Regions from separate parts of the Homo sapiens genome. Here all the other regions are linked to region 3. A link is an interaction called in ENCODE POLR2A ChIA-PET data of the cell type or tissue named here. Cell type or tissue: MCF 10A. All regions are shown on one strand.

Region 1 (8,000 bases), 82 kb before region 3:
TCACAAGGAATTGTAATGAAATTTTTATGGTAAATTTTCATAGCCCCTATGTAAGTACACCAGAAGTCACTTGATTGATGGGAATGTCAGCCAAACAAAATGGCAAATGTGATCGAGCACATGGTTTACAGAAAGATAAAAGGAAAGAATGCTAGTGATAACATACATTAGAAAAGGAAAAAGGAAATCTCTTGGAAGTAAATACCATCTTCCTTGGTTTGGAGGAAATAAAGGATGGTGGAGTTGCAAAGTAAAACAGTATTTTTTTGTAGTACTGTCCAGGAAACTGTCATGTACCATAATAATTGGAGCCACTCTCTGGGATGGGCTGTCCCTTGCTAACGGCCTTGATATATACATTTATTCATATCTAATAATCACCCTTTATTCTGAGACAGTAAAGTTAGAAAAGCACAAATAATACTTTGAAGAATAATGCTGGTTATTCAGATGGTAGATTGCATCTCCGTGGCTATTAGTTACAGCTGTGTAATTACATATTATGCCAAAGAAAAATGAAGTTGTTTTAAAACAAGTCCTCCTCTGTGAACAGAATTAATTGATATTAACAATCCTAACTACATGCCCAAGTACACATATAATATTTTACCAACAGTTTTTTGGATCCATCTCCCATTACTGAATTGTAATTTCAGAGCAGATTTGCCTGGAGGTAAGTAATAAATCTGTGTTGCAGACTTCTATAAGCATTAAAGGAGAAGTGGGTATTTATAGAGAGAGAATGCAGAAACTTGTGACTGATCCTTTGAGTTTTCACTGGAACACAAGTAAGTATTTACAGGGTTCTGAAGCCTGCTAAAAATACCCTCTAATAAAACCAGGAGGCCAATTTAAAATTCTCTATACAAAGGGAAGGAAATTCCTAGTTCAGCCTGAAACATGACATGTAATTCACCCCATTATACAGAGGTTTTATGATACAGATGTGACCACATGGGTCTCAGATGAGGATCTGCCCCATGGTTCAGAGCATGCAAGGGCCAGATAGACCTCGGAGACATGGATGGCTAATTCCTCCCAGACTGGAGCCTTTGTGATGTACTTAATTTAAGTCAGATTTTCTCCGGAATTTTGGAGTTCTTCATTCTTTCAGAAATGATGTTCTAGAGCAATTTTTTAAAATGAGTTTATATAATAGGCTGAACTATTTCCTCTGCATTCATTATAGTTTGCCTTGTAATTAAATTCAAATATGAATTTATCAATAAAAACCCCAAGTCTTGGTTCTATGGCGGAATATAACAGCAAGCCCTCCTGTAGCCCCCACTGTGTGTTCTAGGCCCTCATTACTGACCTGCATTGGCCCGTGGTGATAACATCACGAGACAAGATGCGTCACATCTGGACCATCCTCGTAGGCAGAGTCGGGGGAGTCACATTTCAGGTGTGACTGTTGAGCTGGGTTTTCTTTGGATTTTAGTTCTTCCTGCTTTTTTAGCCAGGCTTTGGATACTTTACTAGCATCTGACTAAATGGTTCTCTAGCAGCCTAAATGTATAATTATCAAAAAGATTGATGATGTAAAGCTGATAGATAATCCTGAGCCTCAAAAGACAAGTCCTGGAAGATTCTGAGAGGGAATATCATTGCTGCGGGCACAGAGAATGGTGAGCTTATGGGTTTGTGGCCTCCTGGGACTGCCTGGTTTTAGTGCATCCTGGCAGGGCCCTGGGTGGACGCTATGCTTATGAAGTGGGCCCCAGCAAGCTGGGGCATGTCACGCCCCTGTGTCTTTGTGACTGACATTCTGTCTGCATTGGTCTCAGTGGCCTTCCCTCTCTGCATGGTGAACTCCTGCTTATATTCATCCTCAAGGCCTAATTTAAGGGCCGTCCCAGAGACTCGCATGTAGCTTTGTTGTGATGCTTTTCCTCTTGCTTGGTGATTTATTGTTAACGGTCACTGCTCCCTTCTAGTTTCAGGGGCAGTGCCCAGCACTTGGTCAGGCACTTTGTAAAAGGTGCTCAGTGGACACTCACATTGGCCCAGTCTGAGAGACAGTGGAGGAGCAGTCAGAGAGCTCGAATTCCTGTTCTTGTGTTGCCACTCACTTGTGCTGTGCACTCTGGCCACTGACCTTTGCATGTGTTGGTTTCGTAACGTGGAAATGAAGCTGTCTGCTGTACCCACCTCTTCAGATCACAGGGAGAGTTCAATGAAATAATGTTCATGTAAGCACTCTGAAAAGCACAGAGCTCTAAATAAATGCTGAAGGTTGGCATTCCAGGCAGTGGGGGGCATGAAAAATACTGGGAGTTTCTATTCTGCCCTTGCTCAGTTATGAGACCCTGGGTTGCTCTTGCACCTTCTGAGGTATGATAAGTAGACACCTGTGATCACCTTGAAAGTGGAGGCTAATCGAGGCAAATGTGGCTTGGTTATAGAAATCTTAAAAGCACGTATTTGCTAAGGGATGAATCAGTTACCTGGGAAAGTAAAATCACTTCATCCAAAACTTGAATTCCAAACTGTTTGCTATATAATTGTCTTATAGAAAATGAGATCAAGTGAAGAGTACTAAGTTTTTGCAATATTTTTAATTCTAAGAAGACAAAATTTGGAGATATTATCATTATTTTGTACACACAATTGTTCTTCTGGTGCCAGCTTTAAAAACTAAATTACGAGTCTCCTAAAAACAAGGATTTGTGTTGATGGAAATGCCGACAGATCTCTGTTTAGAAGAAGGGCAGGCGCTTCTATAATTATGCTATCATATCCTATCATTAAAGATTCTATTGAAAGAGGTTTATAAATTGCTCCTCTTTTTAGATAAACCACCCTATATTAAGGCATCAACGATATGGTGCAGAATTAAATTAAAATCTCATAAAATGAAATATGTTTCGTATTAGCTGTTTGACACTTAATTTGCCTCTGAATGAGTAGAGGAAATCACAAATTAACCTGCCTTTGTTTTTCCAACCATGGCTTATTAGGTGTTAGAACAACTGCAATTACAGACTAATAATAACCACTAAGCCTTATAAATATGTACGGAAATACGTCAGTTTGTGTTAAAGAACCCAGTTTGCTAAACGGAATGCCTTCAGCTTGCCCTGCTTATTCTTACGGTGTTATCCACAGTTTATGGTTAGGCAGTGTAGAATGAGTATAGAAACTTGAATGGATTCAAATACATCACTAGAAATAATTTATAATTTATTGGCATTTTGTTTCTTAAATCAAAATTGTGAATTTAGACTCAGAACTTCTAAGTAGGACCTGGAATATAAGTAGTATTATTCTCTGAGTTGTCACGTAAAGGTTGTTATAAAATGTACAATTCCTGCATTGTATTTGTTTAATTCAAGTAATTTGAAAATTAAGAAACACTGGATATGAGGAATCTTCCCGTTTCCTCGGAAAGTTATTCTCCACTGAATTCACCAGGTCTTAGGCCCAATAAACAAATGGAATGTTGCTCTCTCTCCCTCTCTCTCAAATCCTTTGAGAGACTTGTTAAGCTAGATTGCAAGAAGTATAATGTTTTAGAAAAAATATCAGAGTGAGTCTACTTTATTACTGAGATTATTTTGTGCATTAATGAAAGAACCTGAATCTATACACACATACTCTTATTTTATGTGTATATTTTTACTTCTTGGTCTCTGTATTTCCTGCCTTGCATTGTTGACATCAGGGCTGTTCCTTCCCTAACTCGAGGAGACACTACTGTATTCTATGGGAACAAATGATGCCTGCTAGGCTAAAAATAAGTACTAATTTTTAAAATTTCACTTGGGAATGTAGGCAATTGGTATATTACAGCCTACTACCCCAGAATACAATTGCATTGTCAAGTGGCTACTTTCCACAGTAATAATTAAAGTACTTTCTCTCTTGCATTTTGAGTGTGTGTTTTTTGTTTTTTAGTGTTAGAACTCAATTAAGCATGCTTCCTTTTTAAAAGTAGGCATGGTGTATTTGTAGAAACCCAAATTATAAAGTAGCTTTAAATTCCAATTTGATTTCATTCATTTTGGATTTTTCTTGGGAAAAAGAAATGTAGCCCTTATGTACAATCTTTCTGAGCCAAGGTTTTCTAATTTATGGACCAGTATTAATTGAATTTCGAACTGTCTTTCTGTTTCATACTGAGATCTGCAATTCATTTTCCAAAGCAGGGTCCTTGGTTACTAATCCATTGCAATAATTAAGCCCCACCAATCTTCTTGCCAGTCGAGCTGTGAGCTGCTCTTGCTTTGTGCTGTGGATGTGAACAGTACTGCACCCCAAGCCAGCTCACATAAAGGCTGTTGCATTTCACCATCCACTTTACTAATCCACTTTCGAAAACCAGCTTTTCTGTCTTAGGGAAAATGAGCACTCATGTTCTGTTCTGTACGTCAGCCCTTTTTTTTTCTTTGTTGAGTCAATGTGTCTCCTTCCAAGGCTGCCTGACACTCTCTGGAATCATTCCACCTAAGTAAGGAGAGCTGTTCTTCCCACTAAAAGTGGCCACCTCCCTTCACCTCAGGGAGAGGACTCAGTATTATGAAGATCATTAATATCAGCTGTGAGACAGAGTGCACTGGAAATAGGTAAGGCCTCGCCCCCGTAATTATGGCTGCCTGTTAGGGATGAGAGCAGGGAGATGAGAGGCAAGTTTGGCATATGAATAAATACATTTCTTCCCAGAGAGAAAAAGCTCTAAGAAAAGGTATATCATTATGGTAAAAGCTTAGAGAAGGAAATAGTAAGTAGATGACCAGGGCTACTACTGAGTTCCCCTCCCCTAAATTTAGCACGTTGCTTGTCCTGGTATTATCTTTACTGAGAGCTCACATACTTATTCCAAAGGAGCCTCTTCAGTCTAGCTGCTTACTGAAAACACTATATTGGGCCTGTTCATGTAATAGTGATTTCATTCGTTGCATTCTTAGGGAAGTTTCCGGTAAAATATGGAGATTTAGTAAAACCTTATAATTATATTTGGGGTCAAAACTAGTTTGGAATATTTTAATAGTGTAACTTAAAATTAACAAAGGAAAGTTTCCCCCCGCCTCCTCCACCCAGTGTTTGTGCTTTACCATAACATTATTAAGACTGGTAAAGTGTAATGACATATCAAATTGCAAAGTCTAGCAAATACTGTAGCAAACCCTAAAACACTCCCCACCGCCCCCCCAAAAAAGAAAAAGAAAACATGAACTAAATTATAATTACATCTCTCAGGGTGAAGACGATCTGTGTATTTCTTTGCATTTGCTAGGCTGAGCCCATGCTCTACATATGGTAGCTCCTAAATAAATATTATTTTTAATGATGATAAAAATAATAGGGTCACTGCTATGACCATCATTTTTCTTTTGTTTCTGTTTGAGTGTGTCACCTCGTGCCAACAAGCTAGGATTCAAAAAATAAAAGCTCAGTGACTACTTTTGATAGAATAGATTCTATTAATAGTAGCTATTGCCACATCAGATGCTCTCCACTGTCAAACTAATTTCCTGATATTAAAGCAGTTACTGGTCCCCTTATATGACTGAGTGCTATTTAATGTATTGCTGCTTTCCAGAGCCGACACATGGAAATAAAATGAATGAAATTAGCCATCTTAAATGAACAATTTAAGAAGACCATAGCAATATCAAAGATAAGGGCAAAAAAGAGATGAATAGATAATTCAGATGAAAAAGTATATAATCATGACCATAGCTGACATTTTTGAATACTTACTATAGGCTAAGCACAATATTAAAGACTTTATGTAGTCATAATATTTATGTGTGTTAATATTTATAACAACTCTATGCTGGAGTTATTAGTCTCATTTTAAAGACATGGAAACCTTGACATAGAGAAGTTACTCAGCTTACAAGTAGGTAGTGCCCTTGAGTTAACCCAGGCATCAGACTCCACACCCTTGCTCCGGACTTCCATGCCTTGCTAGTGAAAATGAAGACCACAGACTTGGCTGCTCTAGTTTCTACTTCCTGGATGAGCACAACTATTTCTAACAGTACCTGATAGGAAGTTTTCAGTGTTACTGGCTGTCATTGTCTTCTGCAAATTCCCAAGGTGGAAATACAGCAGTGTGCGAAGAGCCATAAAAAGCCACGTTCAGGCCTTTTGACCTAATGTACCTATTGAGTAACCCAAAAATGAGATGCTTATCAGTCTTTGCTGCTGTAGAATGTATGACACTATACAATAGAACAGTTTACATATTCAGCCACTGGAGTGGTTTGGTAAATTGTGATTCATCAACTGGGTGGAGTGTTGACCAATACTTAATCACATTTGAGAAGACTCTGTTAGAACATGGGTAGATAATAATTAGTGATTATAGCGGTAAACCCAATAGAAGGGAAGCCATGTTAGAACACAATGTGTATCTGCGTAGAGCCTTCTTCCTTCAGATACCTATGGCTTGCTCCCTCCCTTCACACATTTCCCTGCTCAGTTTCTGCTTCTCAGAGAGGTCTTCTGTGAACAACTACTTAAAACAGGGATTGGCAAACTGTGGCCTATGGGCCAAATACGGTTCATGGCCTGTTTTTGTCAATAAAGTTTTATTGGAACACAGTGACATTCCTTATTTAGTATTATCTGTGGCAGCTTTAGCAATACAAGGGCAGAGTTGAGTAACTGTGACAGAGAATATGACCTGGAATGCCTGAAAGATAAAAGTTTGCCAACCTTGGTCTAAAATAACACCCCCTCTCCATCTTCACTCTGTACTTCTTTCTCTGCTTTATTTTTCTCTTTTTTATGAGCAATGCCATGTGTCATGTTTTCTACTTTTATGCTTTTCTACTGCTATTGTTCACATTTTTCACTGCATATCATGTCAAATCAAAAAATAAATGTCTTATTATTTGGTTATCATTTCTCGTGATTAACTGAAAAAGTTTAAGTCCTGCCTAATTTTCAAGAACTATCTTAGGCCACCTACATACATAGTTTCCTCATAGTTAGGAAAAGATGGTTGAGTTTCAATTCCTAAACTTTTAAAATTCTGATGAGCGGGCACATAAATCCAGATCCGCCGATACACACTTTACTTTGCGTTAAGAAACAACCACAAAACAGATAAATTGTACTCAAAGGGTGTATACTCCTTTCTGTTTTGCAGTATTTCTAATGACTGAAATACTGAATTCGGTCCTCAGTTGCAGAGAAAGCAGGCCCTAATTATAGTGTATATTCAGAGTCTGAGCCCCAGCTTCTTGGATAAAATTCCTGTGTTCTTTGTGCTGCGCTCAGCAGCACGGTCCAGGAGCAGATATTGACTGAGGTATTCACGTTCACTGAACCGGAAGCCGCCGACTCTATAGAGGCTGCTGTCAAACCTGTTGCGGGGGCCTGGGAGGTACTGGGCTGTAACAGACTTTTTTCTTTGAGTACAATGCTTCCACTCATGTTAAGCCTGGCTTCAAAGAAAACAGAAATTTACTGTTGTCATTTTATTTATTTTTTTAAGTATGTGTTTGAGAAAACTGAACTTTAACAGAATTTGTCCTGATGGGAAGACACTTTGAGGTTAGGTTTATATGGTGAATACTGCCTAAACTGAAGCTCCCTGCAGCCTTTCCTATGTGGCCGTCTCTCCCTCACTTAGGTAACAGAGCCCCACTTTTTTCACCTAAACAAAGACATGCCATTTCCTATAGCCACACTGCAAGCTGAGTTCATTTCAGACCTTTCCTCGGGGGAACAAAGGCCAATGACACAGGGCTGCCTGTCACTCATTGTTGTTATTGTTGCATCCCCATCCCTGCCCCGGGGAAAATCACACATCAGAAAATAAATGTTAGCAGATATGTTTCCAGGAACCTGCTTGCTAACTTTTTGAGTATGAAGTAACAGATTAGCCAGATTTTGGATCTTCAGTGACCCAAGCAAGCTAAGCACACTAAAAGGAAATAGGAGGAGAGAGGTGGATTTTGAAACTCATCCTTGGAGCTCTGAGAAAACTAGGGATGTTTTGGCAGAGAGCTATACTGAAACAAATTTGAAAAATACAATCTTGG
Region 2 (8,000 bases), 210 kb before region 3:
GGACTGCATATATGACAGTTGTCCCATAAGATTATAATACCGTATTTTTTTTTTTTTTTTTTTTGAGACGGAGTCTTGCTCTGTCTCCAGGCTGGAGTGCAGTGGCGTGATCTTGGCTCACTGCGACCTCTGCCTCCTGGGTTCAAGCGATTCTCCTGCCTCAGCCTCCTGAGTAGCTGGGACTACAGGCGCACGCCACCATGCCCAGCTAATTTTTGTATTTTTAGTAGAGACAGGGTTTCACTATGTTGGCCAAGATGGTCTTGATCTCCTGACCTTGTGATCTGCCCGCCTCGGCTTCCCAAAGTGCTAGGATTACAGGTGTGAGCCATGGCGCCCGGCCAATACGGTACTTTTACTGTACTTTTCCTATGTTTAACTATGTTTAGATACACAAATACCATTGTGTTACAGTTGCCTACAGTACTCAGTATAGTAACATGCTATGCAGGTTTGTATCCTGGGAGCAACAGGCTATGCCATACAGCCTAGGTATGTAGTAGGCTCTACTATCTGGGTCCATGTAAATGCACTCCATAATGTTCTCACAACAAAATTGCCTAACGACACATTTCCCAGAATGTGTTCCCATCCTTGCATGACAGTACAGCCCCAAAGTGACTTCTGGTTTCTTTGCGCTAGTGTGTCTGTCTATGTGTATGTGAGGGCTATTCTATATCATGATTTGTGGCCACCTACTAGCTTTGGGTCTTGGAATAAAGTACTTAACCTGTCCCTTAGCTGTGGCAGTAACAGTTTCTACCCGATGGACTGATTCTGTCAATTGCCCAGCAGTTTTGGACATTTATTACAGGAGTCCCTCCTTACCCAAGGTTTCTATTTCTGAGGTTTTAGTTACCCATGGTCAATCATGGTCCAAAAATAAGTAAGTGCAGTACAAGAAAATATTTTCAGAAAGAGACAGAGAGAGAGAGAGATATATCACATTCATATAACTTATTACAGTATATTGTTGTAATTATTCTATTTTATTATTAGTTATTGTTGTTAATCTCTTACTGTGCCTAATCGATAGACTAAACGGTATCGTAAGTATATATTTATAAGAAAAAACTTAGTGTATACAGGATTCAGGACTATCTGTGGTTTCAGGCATCCACTGAAATGTATCTGTGGAGGATAAGGGGGGACTACTGTACTGAATTTTAATATTACTTAAAACTAAATTGCACATAATTTTATTGTTTAAGTCCTAGAGTGTGTCCACTAGGCAGCATTCTGTTCTCCTAGAAATGGTTTTCATGCATTTCAGTCTGTCCTGTGTTTTTGCACAGGCTCAGGTTTAACCAATCCACATATAAATGCCTATTTTTTTTTTCTGAAAAGTTTTGACTAAAGGAGAGTCTTCTGTCTCATGATTTGCCCACAGTGCCCAAGAAGTCGTGAGGGAGCTAGGATAAGACTTGAAGCCTGACCTTCCTTCTCATAACAGGAATTGCCAGACCAGCCTGTCCAAAATGAGAAGCATTTGTTCAGACACAAGAAAACTGTTTTTGCTGGCTTTATTTTTAAAATGATATAATTTATCACTCTTTCTTGTGTGGGGCAAAAATCTGCCTCCCCATCACTTCAACACTGCCTGACCCCTCCTTGCCTGGTGTCCTTCAAAGGCACTTTAAAATAGTGGATACGGGAGGTAGTGGAGCGTTCTCTGGCTTTCTGCATCTACATGAGTTAGTGCTAATTCTTCTTCCGCAAGTACTTACAAATATTTGAAGGATAAGGCCTCAAAGTCTCTTTCCTTCATTCCTTTTACCTTTTTCCTGTCTGAGTTGGCTTTGAATGTTCACTGTCTGTTCACCTGGGCCTGGACATATGGTCCCTTTGGAAAGGATAAAGTGGGCTGCTTGGCATGGTGGATACACCATAGAGCAAACTATTCCTGTTAATGGGATAGATTGAATTAGGAAACCAGGTTTCACAGCTGTTTGACTCTCCGTGACCTCCATGACGGAAGGCGATATCCTAGGTATTCTTTCCTACCTGCTGCCAAGTCTTATTTCTGCCATTCTTTGCTGAAAATGACTTGAGTAGTAATTGTTTGGCCTTAGGTATAGGTCCTTTTTTGAGACAGAGTTTTGCTGTTGTTGTCCAGGCTGGAATGCAGTGGCATGATCTCAGTTCACTGCAACCTCCGCCTCCCGGATTCAAGCAATTCTTCTGCCTCAGCCTCCCTAGTAGCTGGGACTGCAGGTGCCCACCACCATGCCTGGCTAATTTTTGTATTTTTAGTAGAGACGGGGTTTCACCATGTAGGCCAGGCTGGTCTCGAACTCCTGACCTTATGTGATCCGCCTGCCTCGACCTCGCAAAGTGCTGGGATTACAGGTGTGAGCCACCACACCTGGCCAGGTATAGGTCTTTATATTTATCTTTATTAAATATCTTCTCCTTGGCCTCAGCCCATCATCACAGGATAAATCCGATAGGACATGGCTCCTGCCCTCAAAGAGCTCACCATGTTGTCCAGCTATTAGGCTAAGGTGAAAGGAGAGGACACACGTGTGCTCACACACATACACGCACATATATACAGTCTTTTGTTCACCTTCTACTTTTGCATGACAACCATTGCATATAAAAACTCACTGTAAAAACGAAAGCAGTTGAGGTAGAGCTGTCTGCCCCAGCTGGGACTGTAACCTGCTTGGTGAGACAGGGGAACTGGAAGGGGAGTCCTGCTTGTGTGCCCGTACTCTGGTTTTCTGCCTGTGTGTATTGAGGTAAATCAGAGTTCTAACGGGCTTTTAATGTGCTTTCTGTAAACTTATTAGAAATAGATATCTTGCCTGATGCCTGTTATTTACCTTGCATACTAATGTCTGTGGATCAACAATGGAAAATTTTCATCTGCTCCAAAGCAGGCTAGAGGCCTGAAAATCATTTTCAGAAATTTTAGAAATGTTAGTAACCCAGCTTTGCGGTGAGTAGCTAAAACCACATCTAACATTTGGATCCAGCTTTGTGCGTTTTCAAAGCCCTGCTGCTTCTTGCATGTCTAACTGGCATTTTTATAACTCTGTTCCTAGTATTCTCAGTGTATTCTTCTTTTGTTTCTCGTTGTTAACTGACTGCTTTATAGATGCCATTTGTTATCTATCATCATAATAAATTTTGGGGAAAAAATGCCTTGTCATTTTAGTTGGCAGTGAAATTGTCCCAAGTCTTTTCTTTTTAGTTAAAAAAAAAAAAAAGAAACTTTTTCTTAGAGTTTGAGTATTTTAAGTTATGTGTTTTTGACACCATTAATTATGTCTCATCTGGTTGTTTTTAAAGTGCCACCATCTAACATTTTTTTTCTGCAAGAGAGTTAATCTGTGTGTGCCGCCTGTGTGTTTGTGTGTGTGTGTGTATGTGTGTGTGTGCATATGCATCTCAAGGAGGTATCAAAGTTGCGCCCTAGAGGGAAGTACTGATTTTTAAAAATTTTAGATACTACATTAATCCCTTAAGGGAAGTTCTACAGTCTTGATACCTTTAGGAAGGTCACAGCCATTTGCCTAGAAGGCCCTGATTCCAGGTCTTGCCAAACCACCTTCAGATGAGGTAGAGGGTGTTTGGAAAATAAACAGAACTTGTCCTGGCCTGTGAGTACAGTCATGCAGTCCTCCCACATCCCCGGAGCTCAGCATCCCCAGGATTGGCTCTGCAACGGAGATCTCAGGACGGCTCCTCAGGCAAGCAGTGGAGTTGGGAAAGCTCACCTCATGGTGAGTGTTTTCTCGCTTGTGCTCCTGGATCCTTCTCACTCTCCAGCCTCAGACACTTGACTGCCTCTCTGAAGCTCCGAACCTGCCCTGGCCCAGGGCTTCCCGTCACATTTCCCTTCATTTTTCCTTTAAGGAACCAATCACTCAATGCAGTTATTCCATTTTTTGCACATTTGCGTGTTTACTTTCTGTCTCTGTGCAGAATGTAAGAACCATGAGCCTGTCCTGTGTCCTTCACATAGTGTCTCAGTGCTTGGAACAGGGGCCGCCACAGTGCAGGGGCTCAATAAATATTTGTGGAATGAATGAGTAGGTATAAAAATGACCTTAAGCCACACCTGGAAGAATTTAGGATAATTTTTACTCCCTTCAGGGAATAAAATGCTCCAGTCTAGCTTTGGGTTAAGATGCGTTTGCAGAGTAGATGCTTGGGCCATTTATTTGGGGCGGCCACACCTATATGTACCCGAATCATGATTCTCTGCTCCCTGCCTCCAGTCTGATTCACCATCTTTGACTGGTTCCCTTTAAACACATCAACGTGGGCTTCCTGAAGGTTATGTAGAGCGAGAGCCTTGCGTTAACGTGGACTGAATTTTCAGGGATTTGCACAGCTGCTGTGACGCCCAGACCATTGTTTCAGTCTCAATGCATGAGCAGGCGCTGACTCTCCTGTCTGGGGTAGCTAAGCCCGACACTGCTTTTAGGCCTGTGAGTAGCGAACTGTACCTCCCGCTGACCGGAACATAGCAAAGTGGTGAATTTCAGGTGACAAAGGCCCCCATCCTTCTCTGTACTGAGTAAGGGCTCCGTGCTCCAGTAGCACGACATTTCATTTGGTTTTCAAGTTACGTAATGAAGAGGAATTCAGAGTGTGCTTGAACATATGGCCCCAAGGCCATCCAGTGGTCAACTCCCCCTGCTCTCTAAGAGCAAGTTGTTTTAACTGTGATTGTGTTAGTCAGAGGATTAAAATAAGAAGAGGATGCCCAAGTTAATATCCTTGCATTTCTCTAGAAAGGGACCATAGTGTCAGAACTCTGTAACTTCTGCCGGGGCATCTTGGTATCCACAAGGTGAGGCCTATTGGTTGGTATTGGTGTATTAAATAAAGCCTAAAAATGGAGTGATTTTTATGTCATTACTCTTAGCTGCATAGATCTTGGATAGCTGTTGATAGGTTGTGAAGACTTGATTTTTCTAGGGACCCTGGGAAAAGCCGATTAAACTTGATGACGTTAAGAGGGACACATATAGTAGAGAAAAGCAGTCAGTAACGGGGGTCCTGCAGACAGCCAGACTCGGATGTGAGTTCAGGTCCTGCCCTAAGTATCAGGGGCCAGGAAGGCCTAAGTCAGGGCTACATTGTAGGCCTCAGTTTCCTTATTTGTAAAATCCAGAGGATAAAACTTCTTGAAGGGTTGCCATCAGGAGTAATAGAAATGAAGCACATGATGTATACACGACATTGTCGATTCCCTGTCCATGTCCTTTCTGTTGAGAAATACTACTTGATGGCTTCTTTACCATTTTGTTCCATAAGTAAACATGCTGCCAACCAATATTCAGATACATTTCCTTTTCTTCTTTTATCCTTTCTGCTTTCCTTCCCTTCTTTTTCTTTCCCTCTTGATTAGAAAGGTCCAGCATTTTTTAACATCTCAAGTGAGACATGAAACGGCTTTGAAGATGATCTCTTGTCAAGTGTACCAACAGAGATTTTAGAGGAAATTTGGAATCTTCATGTCAGAAGCAGTGTTGTCTTCACCAGGTTCATAAGGTGGAACTAAGATAAACTTATAGTGTGAACTTTAAGTAACAAAGGTGGTGACCTCTTTAAAAATCTATATAAATTTAATCTTTAATGCTTTAAAAGGGGATGCTGAAGGATGCTTTTGTGTAATATATTTTTTGGTGTTCTATTTACACGTAGATTTTTAAAAGATCTTTTTTGGGAGGTACATCTTCTGCAATGCAACGTTAATCAGGACGCCTTTGTAGGTAGAGAAAATATTTAGTCTCCTGTAAAGCTGGCCCCTCCCATCCACATTTTCTGCAGCTCTTATTTAACACTGGTGAGAATTAATAGTTGAAATTCAAAGAGCTGACTGACATTCTCTAGCCTAGATAATCCAACTATGTTTCCTTACCACTTTCTGCTAAAAGAGATTTACGATGTACCTGCATTGAGAGGTAGGTCCCTTTAAAAGATATTTCCCATTTTGTAGGACCATGAAAATGTCTTTAATCATGAGTAAATGAAGAGAGCCAGCATTGTCTTCTGAAGAATCTTGGGGATCCACCTTATTTATTTATGTACTGTTGGATATTAGTGAGGATAGGGGAGGCTGTTTTTGCTTTTCTCCCCATTAATTTTTGTGTTTAACGTTGTTTACCTTATTGGACACACTCCACCTGCACAACTTGGCAACAAAGTCATGTATGAAAAATGATCAAAAAAGGAATTACATTTAATTGTAGCATTCTAGTTAGAGCCAAGATACATAGAAACTGACACACTGTGTCTGCTCATTTGGCCCTTCTATCCTGCCAGAGGAAGATAGCAAACCAGATTTATTGAATACTTACTCATCTGTCCATCCACCCATTAATTCATGCATTCAGTAGGTATTTTTCATGTATGTCCTATGTGCCAATACTGTGCTAAGTACTGAGGGAGTGAATTAAACAAATAATTTCTGCCCTTAGGGAATAGATGGTCTGGTGGTGAAGCTTGATTATTAAATAAGCTATACTAATAAATTGTGATGATTGCCGCAATAGAGCAACACTGCAGGGATATGAGAGGACCTAGTGGGGGCACTGGCACCATTGGGAACAGAGCTGGGCATCTGGGGACATTTCCTGGAAGAAGAGGTATGCAAGCTGAAACTTATGAAAGAATCAGAAAAAGCACTGTAAAAACAGATGTGAGGAGGCAGGTACAAAGGGAGGTTATGTTCCAGACAAACGGGGTTGTTGGGCAGACTTTCCAGAGGTAAAAGGGAACCTTGTATATCAAGCAATTGAAATCACCTTACTGGGACTGGGGAATGGAAGTGGGAGGTGGTATGTTTTGACGAAGCTGGCTAAATAGAGTCTAGCTTATGAATGCCTAAGAAGCCCTGTTTCATTTTATCCTTAAGGCAGACATGACAGTGTTCAAGGATGGGAGATAGGTTTGTATTGGTGTTATATGACTCAAGCTACAGTGTATGTAATAGGTTAGTGGGGCAACACAGAAGACAGGAGACCATTAGGAGGCTACTTCATTAACTCAAGTGCAGACTGGTGATGGCTTAGACTTCATTGGTGGCAGTGGGGGTGAGATAAGTTGACGCATTAGAGGCCAGGCACAGTGGCTCATGCCTGTAATCCCAGCGCTTTGGGAGGCCGAGGTGGGCAGATCACTTGAGGTCAGGAGTTTGAGAACACCCTGACCAACATGGTGAAACCCTGTCTCTACTAAAAATAAAAAAATTAGCCAGACCTGGTGGTGGGTGCCTGTAATCCCAGTTACTCGGGAGGCTGAGGCAGGAGAATCGCTTGAACCTGGGAGACAGAGGTTGCAGTGAGCCGAGATCATGCCACTGCACTCCAGCCTGGGTGACAGGTGACAGAGTGAAACTCCGACTCCAAAAAAAAAAAAAAAAAGAGACAGAGAGAGAAGTTGATGCATTAGAGACATGTTAGTTTAAAATTGACAGGGCTTAGTAGGACTCTGGGGATGGAGGAAGGAGAGTCAAAGATGCTACCTGGTTCTCTAGCTAGGGCTTCATGGGTAGATGGAATGCCGTTCGCTAAGACAGACGGGAGTAGAGCAGATTTAGAGACAATGATGACCCCAAATTTGTCAGGTTAAGCTGGAGGGCATCCAAGTGGCTGGATATAAAGCTCAGAAACTTAGAAAAGAGACTTGAGTTGGAACTGTTGATGTTAATTGGGAAAGGATGAAGTCCAAGAAGCAGAGCCAGAAAAGTTGGATGTAGGCCTGAACCCCTTGGGACAACAATGCCGAAAGCAGATAGAGCAAAAAGTGCTGCCTCCTGGGAGCTTGGCTAACTGAGAATATGGTGACTCTTCCTAGACTATACACATTAAAGTTTGGCCCTGTCCTTTCTTAATGTAAATATTGATGAGTCTGTTTCATTAATTAATTATCCTCTAAGCTTATTGTCCTCATTTTGATGTGGTCTGTGTACCTATGATGAGGTTGATCAATACTGGGACAAATAGAGTTGGTGTGAGCTGAAAGGTTTTTCTGCAAGC
Region 3 (8,000 bases):
TTGACTCTTCAAACATGTTAGTCATGATAGGGGGCAAGATTTCTATTCCGTGAATGAGATTTCCACAAGCAGATTAAGGAGGAAATATGCCCTTTAGTTTTCTATTCGTTGACAGCATTGCATTGGGAAGAAATCTCTGTGCAAACTGTCCACAAGAACAATAGCTAGGGGCCCAAATTCCAGTGAGATAGAGTGCAGCTTAATCTTGTCAAGGATAACTTGGTCTTTGTTTTTCCTCCTTCATCTGATGCTTTAATGAATTATTTCAAGAGAAACCTACGATAAAGCATCAGATTATTTTTTTCTACAGCCAGTGGGACATAACATTGAAAGTTAGGGTTACCATTTAAATGCCAGAACCCTTACCCCACAGTTATGTCAACATTGTCATGGTGGGCAAAAATAAATTTTAAAATTCTTTTCATTTATAACAAATAGGAGCCAACTAAGATAACTCTGAATTATGTCATGACTAACTCAGAACCCCAGTCTAAAATTATAGTCTGAAAGGAGGCCCTCCTTGGTGGACCCTACAGGCATCTGTGATGCTGAGGTTTATCAGATTGTGGGGAATAGAGCAATCACAGGAAATTGCTTCCGTTTCCTGTGGCTTCTGATTCTCAAAGCACAAATCTAAGGCAGGCAGCCGGTTGGGAGTATATTGAGGCCTGGGACCACATTGGCTCCAAAGCTTGTTGTTTTCAATAACACATTTCTAATAACACATTCCTCCAGCAAGTATTTACTGAGTTCCTACTATAGGCTGGGCATTGTTCCAGGCACTTGGAACATATCATTGAACAAAACTGATAAAAATCCCTGGCTGTGTGGAATTCACATTCTGGTGGGCGGAGCAGACAATAAATATTAAACAATGTCAGTCAGTAAATTATAGTGTGTTGGAAGTGATAAGGGCCACGGGAAAAAAGGGAGAGCAGCAGGGTAGGGCTTGGAGAGTTCAAGGATGGGGAGGTTGGACAGTAAGTGGGGTCATCAGGACCAGGATCGAGCGGGGCGATGAGTCTCTGTAAGGAGGTGGCATTTGAAGAAGGACTGCCAGAGGTCAAGTTATCCTCGCTCAGTGACCCCATCCTAGACGTGACCACACGTCTCCAGCTGTGGATCTCTATGTTGCCAGCCTCTGGAGGGCATTTTCCTCTAAAACCCTGGCTCTGCTCTGTCTCCCTTGTTTCAGGGGTGGTCAGGTGTGCCTCCAGGTCAGTGTGGTCCTCGGGTTTCCTCTCACTCCACCTTTTTTCTTGCCGGACACTTTGTCACACATCCAGCTGACTTCTGGTGACCACTCATCTGTATTCTGGGATGAGGTCACAGTCTCACTTTTCCAGCAGGCCTCCTTGATAAAAGGCTGTTGCACAGAACTGAATTTTGCAGGCAGCATGGGAGAAACAAAAGGTTCAAAACAACAAACTGCTTAAAACTCGAGTGCTATATTGATTTCTATTTGCAACTCCTTAGCCCCTTCCAGCACAGTAATTTCAAATGAACCAGTTTTCCTGCTTAAGCCCACACTCCAACATATTGCTAGACATTTTCTGTCTTTCCTGTCTGATCCCCCCAAACTTACTGGGGCTGGCAAGCTACCACTGGCAAAGAACTTAATACTTCCTTGCCTTAATCGCTTCTTTTGGGGTCCTCCAAAGACACCCCACATGATGACATGCTCTGTCCCCTGCCATTTACTGTGTCCTTTGTTCTCTCCTTTACTTTCTTTTTTTGTTTCCCTATCTCTTAAAATACCGGTCTCGTCATTGTTTTCAATTTCTTCCTTTTTCATCCTCTGTACAGTCTCCATTGGTCAGGGGTTTTCAAATTGGGCTTTGTGAAATCTTTAAAATACTGTGTAGGTGTTTTTTAGTTTACCAAAGATAACATGGGGTAGGGAAGGGGCCCACATTCCTGCATCAGCTGCAGTCTTTCTTAGATTCTCAAATCTTTATGTCCAGGATTGTCTTCTCTGTGGGATCTCTCTACCAGAGATGTCCTGGAGGCATCTCCACTATGATATGTTCCACACAGAAGGGTAATCGTCACCAAATCTCCTGGCCCTCCAATACTGTTATTGTCTCAGATCTTTCAAGCTGGAGACTTCGGTATCACCTGTTACTCCTCTCTCTAATTCATCACCCACAAATTATTCCATAATGTCTTTCACATCTAGCCCCTTACTATTCATCCTCCTGGCTACTGCTGTAGTTCAAGGTCACAGCTTTCTTGGATGATTATAGCAACTCCTAGATGGATTCATTGCCCAGTCTTTGCTTAGTGCCTCTATGATGCTGCCAGAGTTACCTTTTATAAGAACAAATCTGATCATTGCCCTGCTTAAAACCTGCTCTTGGTTGCCTGGGATCTGGTTGCCTTAGGGCACTCAACTCCCCTTATAATTTTTCCCCAGGCTGCCTCTGCAGCACTCATCCTACAGCCACTCACCAGCATGTGCACACATACACATGCATACACACACATATGCACAGACACGCACACACATTCCCCAATCCTATACTTGGCACCATTTTCCAACACATTGTGTTTTTCTTAACACTGGGCCTCTGTATCTCTCTTCCCTTCTTCCTCAATTCACTTTTTCCTGTGTCAGCCTCCCTTTCTTCCTTCTGAATTCAGCTCAGTTACCCTGTTTATGAAACCTTCCCTTCTTCACTATTTTATTAGTGCCTATCCCATTGTTTCCCATTCACCTTATTTAGACTCAGGCACAATGCCTATGTCTCATATATGTTTTGCCCATGGCACACAAATGAATGAATCCCTATAGCCTACTGTCTGGGCTTATGCTCTTTCTCTAAACTCTATGCCTTCTACTAATAAGCTAAAGAAAATTACAATCTAGGTATAGAACATGTAGTGGATACTCATATTGCGTGTATGGAGATTTTGCTTTTATATACTTAGATGTACTGTTAATAGGGGGTCAAGATGTTTAGGAGGGTACTGCACACCAGGGTGGCTTGTGAATAAAAGTTGATTGAAAAATGATAGAGTTGATACTTCTACAGGTTGAAAAGCATGCCGAAGCGGAGGGGCTTGCTTTCCACCTTGGTTTGGTAGGACAAACCTGGAAAAGCCCTGGGCAATGGGCCTGCTAGTTTTCTATGATGTGGGGAGCATGAGTGAAGCAAAAGAATCATGCATTCTTCTGAGTAGCTTACTTTTAATTGCCAAGCAAATGTGTCCGTGCATTGAAGGCTAATTTTTAGACAGTATTCGTTTCTGCATTCCCGCAGCCAACCTTGGATAAGATCCAATGGACATGTCTTATTCTGTCTTGCCTTTTCAGTGTTGAGCACAGTAACTGTCATATCATAAATAAGCTTTGAGTGAATAGTGAATGAATGCGTCAGCTCAGCAGGGACTGTGGGCAGATTTCCAAAGGGATAATTTTGCCTACTTGCCTGCCTCCTTCCTTTCTTCCAGTAGTTCTTGAGACGTGCCTGTGCTTCTGTGATCAGCAATCACCATCCATCTCTACACACACACACACACACACACACACACACACACACTTGCCTTAATCTATTTTTAATTGCCAATGGAAAGTTCTCCCAGCACTTACCGTGTAAGACCCTCCCTTAGCAATGTGACGAGCAGTAGGCCTTCAGGGAGAGCCATGACCGTGGATGTAGTTTGGACTGTGGCTGGTACCAAAAACACTTCTCTACCTCCCATCTTCAAAAGATTTCATTAAAACGAATTGTCAACTTTTCTCCCAATATTAAAAATACTCTCTCCAAATCTACTTGAAATTCAAATACATTTTATTGTAACTATGATTATTTTAACCTATATTTTAGTGATCAAAATTATATCAGAATTTCTAAACTTGAAGGCCAGTTCAAGAGCTGATTGTTCTAATGTTCAGAATCAGACTTCAGTGATGTGGAGGGAGTATGGTTGCTTTCGTAGGGCATTGAAGACAGAGACCACCCATTCAAATTGGATCTCGTTTTTCATTTACGTTTTTTATTTTATTCTTAACTTTTGAATTTTCTTGGAATCACACTGCATGTTCAGATCCTTTACTAGTAATACCTATATGCTTAGGCTTCATGTGGATTGCTGAAATCATAAAAATTAGGAAATAAAGGCTAATGTTCTGTGTACTTCTAGATACTGGTGCTCCTAGTAGCTTGATTTTCCAACAGGAAAACTTTGTGCCTACCTTTGTAATCAAGGAGACTAAAAATTAAATCTTCTCTGTTCTTCTTAGGGATAGTCATTGTGTGTGTGTGTGTGTGTGTGTGTGTGTAAGCAAGCATTAATCACCCTACAGTTAAAAGTGCAAATGTACTATTATAAATATTATTATACCTATTCGTCCTACCTTTCAAAGTTTTAATAGGAAAATAAGCATTATGTTTCCTTTTTTTTTTTTTTTTTTTTTGGAGACAGAGTCTTGCTCTGTCACCCAGGCTGGCGTGCAGTGGTGCAATCTCAGCTCACTACAGCCTCTCAGGTAGCTGGGACTACAGGCGTGTGCTAATTTTTATTTTTATTTTTTGTTAGAAATGAGGTCTTACTATGTTGCCCAGGCTGGTGTTGAACGCCTGGGCTCAAGCAATCCTCCCGCCTCAGCCTCCTAAAGTATTGGGATTACAGGTGTGAGCCACTGCACCCAGCCCAAAATAAGCATTATTTTGACAACAGGTTGAATAGTAAAATTGCTATTAGTGTAGAGAGAAACTATCCATTAACTCTCTTTTCTGAATCTGGCAGAAAACCAAGCCCATAGGTGAGGGAATTTTAATGTTCTGGGATACAATCTGGCTTCTGAAATCCTTAACTTGGATATAAATGCAATTGCAATGGATGGTAATGCTTTCTCCGTATGCTGGACTTGTAGGAATGATCGTGCATAAGAGTGACAAATTCATTTGATCCTTCGGAGAGGTTGCATTTATAGCCACTTTCTTAGCTCCTCTGGCCTTTCTATTTTCCTCATCTAGGAGCCAGTTGTGGAACAGGAAATTGGGATTTAACTGCACCTCCTTTGGGGCTAGAGCTCAAATCAGAAACCTTGGCTCTTACCATGTTTGCTGGATTTGTTCATTACAGAGATGAAATAGAAGGTGCCTCTTTGGAGAATGGTTTTCCAAATAATTTCGTTCCATGACTACACAGTTAAAATAATTTTGCCTATCTGTGTTTAATAGTCTTTTTTAAAAGTATCTCTAGAATAGATACTACTGAATCCTTACTTGCTTAACTCTATATCTTTCTTTTTGGTAATTAAGCCCCTAATCAATTTGCTTAAGAAGAGTTTACTGGTTTTGTTGTCATTTGGCTGAAACAAAGTCGATATTTAAAAGGATATGGTATAAAATTAAATCTGCTCAGTAACTTGTAGAAACGATGTGCACAGAGTCTTAGAATAGTTTACACACGTCACTTTACTTCTCCATGTAAAATCACAATAGGACTTAAATACAGGCCACTCCAGGAAAGAAACTCTGAGAAGCTCTTTAACAAAAGGCAACTTACTGGATGGTAAGAGAAGCCTCTTAAGAGACAACAGTTACATTTTCGTTTTAGTAAAATAACTTAGAACTCAGAAAACAAAATTTTAAGAGAAGGAGCACTTTTATAGTTTCTAGAAGGAATTAGGGGCCTGTCTTAGCCTGTTTCTGTTGCGATAACAAAATATCTTAACACTGGGTAATTTATAAATAAGAGAAGTTGATTTCTCACTGTTCTGGAAGCTGGGAAGTCTAAGGTCAAGACGTCAGAAGATTCAGTGTCTGGTGAGGGCTCATTCTATGCCTTATAGCTGGAGCCTCTGGCTGTGTCCTCACACAGAAAGGGAGAGGGCTCCCTCCAGTCCCTTTATAAGGTCACTAATCCCTTTCATGAGGGCTCTGCCCTCTTAATCACCTCCTTAAGGCCCCACCCCCCCCCCCTTTTTTTTTTTGAGATGGAGTTTCATTCTTATTGCCCAGGCTGGAGTGCAATGGAGTGATCTTGGCTCACTGCAACCTCCTCCTCCTGGGTTCAAGTGATTCTCCTGCCTCAGCCTCCCGAGTAGCTGGGATTACAGGCACCTGCTACAATGTCCAGCTAATTTTTTGCATTTTTAGTAGAGACAGGGTTTCACCACGTTGGCCAGGCTGGTCTCAAACTCCTGACCTCAGGTGATCCACCCGCCTTGGCCTCCTAAAGTGCTAGGATTACAGGCGTGAGCCACCGTGCCTGGCCAAGGCCCCATCTCTTAATACACCCACACTGGTGATTAAGTTTCAACATATGGATTTCAGGGGTGACACATTCAGACCATAGCAGGGCCCTTAAGGCACTTTGAAGAATGAGGATGTTTCCTTTTGACCTAAATAATATAAATAACATCAACCAATATTATGAATATTTACTTCTTAGAAACTCTTCTCAAAAACTCACATTTCCTTCAGTTTTTAGGTCACGTTAATATTAAGTCACTACTGTGATTCTATTTATATGAGTTTGAGCCTGCGACATGTGCATTCCTTAGGGTAGGGTGGAGGGTCAGCTAGATAAATTATGTCACAAATTTTACATTTATACCTAGTTATTATATAATCCAAGGTAACAGCAAAACTGAAAAGATAGAGATTCTGAATTAACAGTGCGTCAATTTTTCAAGCATCTTTAGTAAATTTTAGAATATATCATGGATTAGAAACTATCTGCTTTTTCAAATCATGCACTATTTTGCATACTTGAACTGATGTTAGCGTATGATGTTTTTTGGCTTTGTTCTGTTAACAACTCTGCACAAAGTTCAGGTTTCTCCATCTTTCCACTCATCTCTACAACTTGGACGATGAGGACAGAGGAATACAGAGAAGTCGTCATTTATGTGAGGTTCCCAGGTTATTAACTGAGGCCAGTAAGAAACCCACTGGAAAATACTGTATCATAAAAATATGTTCCACAGCCGGGCGCAGTGGCTCACGCCTGTAATCCCAGTACTTTGGGAGGCCGAGGCAGGTGGATCATGAGGTCAGGAGCTCAAGACCAGCCTGGCCAATACAGTGAAACCCCGTCTCTACTAAAAATACAAAAATTAGCTGGGAGTGGTGGCGCATGCCTGTAGTCCCAGTTGCTCAGGAGGCTGAGGCAGAAGAATCACTTGAACTCGGGAGGTGGAGGTTGTAGTGAGCTGAGATCATACCACTGCACTCCAGCCTGGGCAACAGAGCAAGACTCTGTCTCACTCTGTCTCAAAAAAATAAAATAGGTTCCACTTTGACTCAACCCATCTGTGTGTGTGTGTGTGTGTGTGTGTGTGTGTGTGTGTCTGTGTCTGTGTCTGTGTATGTTGTAGCAGAAGTTGTGATTAAGATGCAGTCTTGTGCTTCCATGGAAAAACACTTGTCGGGCCCTACCCCAGTCAGTCTGAAGGAGAGGTGTAGCTCTGGGGAAGTCAGATTCCATTCTACCTGGCTGTTCCTTCAACCTTCTTCCTATTCTCCCACAATTTCCTGGTACCAGACTTCATCACCAAGTATACTTTTGTGAGTTTTTCTTTGGAGGCGTGGGGTGGGGGTGGGGGGTAATATCTTTATTGAGATATAATTTATCTACCATGTAATTCATCCATTTAAAGTATACAGCAATTCGTATGTTTTGATATATTCTCAAAGCTGTGCAACCAATACCACATGAATTTTAGAACATTTTCCTTACCCTACAAAGAAACCCCATACCCTTTTGCTGTCATCCCCAATTTCTCTATTCACCCACCTTTTTTAATATATAGATTTACCTATTCTGGATACTCATATAAATGGAATCATGCAGTATTTATCTTTTCTTGGACTGGCTTCTTTCATTTAGCATGCTGTCAAAGTTCAACCATGTTGTAATGTGTATGCGTATTTCATTCCTTTTAATAGACTTTTGTTTTTAAATGTGAAATGATAGTGTTCTGCTGCAGTGAAGCATAGTCCAGCTTTCCTTGGGGAGGTCTGGGGAGGTGATGGGGTGGGGTG

The links. ChIA-PET counts read pairs that join two places held together with the same protein. Peaks named below come from ENCODE experiments on the same cell type or tissue, not always from the same donor. Only the 100,000 strongest peaks of a DNase experiment are listed, where the experiment ranks them.
Region 1: POLR2A ChIA-PET joins it to region 3 with 10 read pairs; 2 of 35 experiments call an interaction of 5 or more read pairs at or near these places.
Region 2: POLR2A ChIA-PET joins it to region 3 with 10 read pairs; 3 of 35 experiments call an interaction of 5 or more read pairs at or near these places.

What each region holds. Positions count from the first base shown.
Region 1 is chr7:42,068,369-42,076,368 of GRCh38, reverse strand. The region is part of intron 4 of GLI3 (GLI family zinc finger 3); the gene reads left to right. Among named protein-coding and RNA genes, the nearest start is that of GLI3, 160 kb to the left of the region's middle. In MCF 10A, no CTCF peak of the experiment used is centred here; DNase peaks (open chromatin) are centred at 4,348 and 6,098.
Region 2 is chr7:42,194,145-42,202,144 of GRCh38, reverse strand. All of the region lies in intron 2 of GLI3 (GLI family zinc finger 3), which reads left to right. Among named protein-coding and RNA genes, the nearest start is that of GLI3, 39 kb to the left of the region's middle. In MCF 10A, no CTCF peak of the experiment used is centred here; DNase peaks (open chromatin) are centred at 3,634 and 4,514.
Region 3 is chr7:41,986,408-41,994,407 of GRCh38, reverse strand. The region is part of intron 10 of GLI3 (GLI family zinc finger 3); the gene reads left to right. Among named protein-coding and RNA genes, the nearest start is that of GLI3, 250 kb to the left of the region's middle. In MCF 10A, no CTCF peak of the experiment used is centred here; a DNase peak (open chromatin) is centred at 3,337.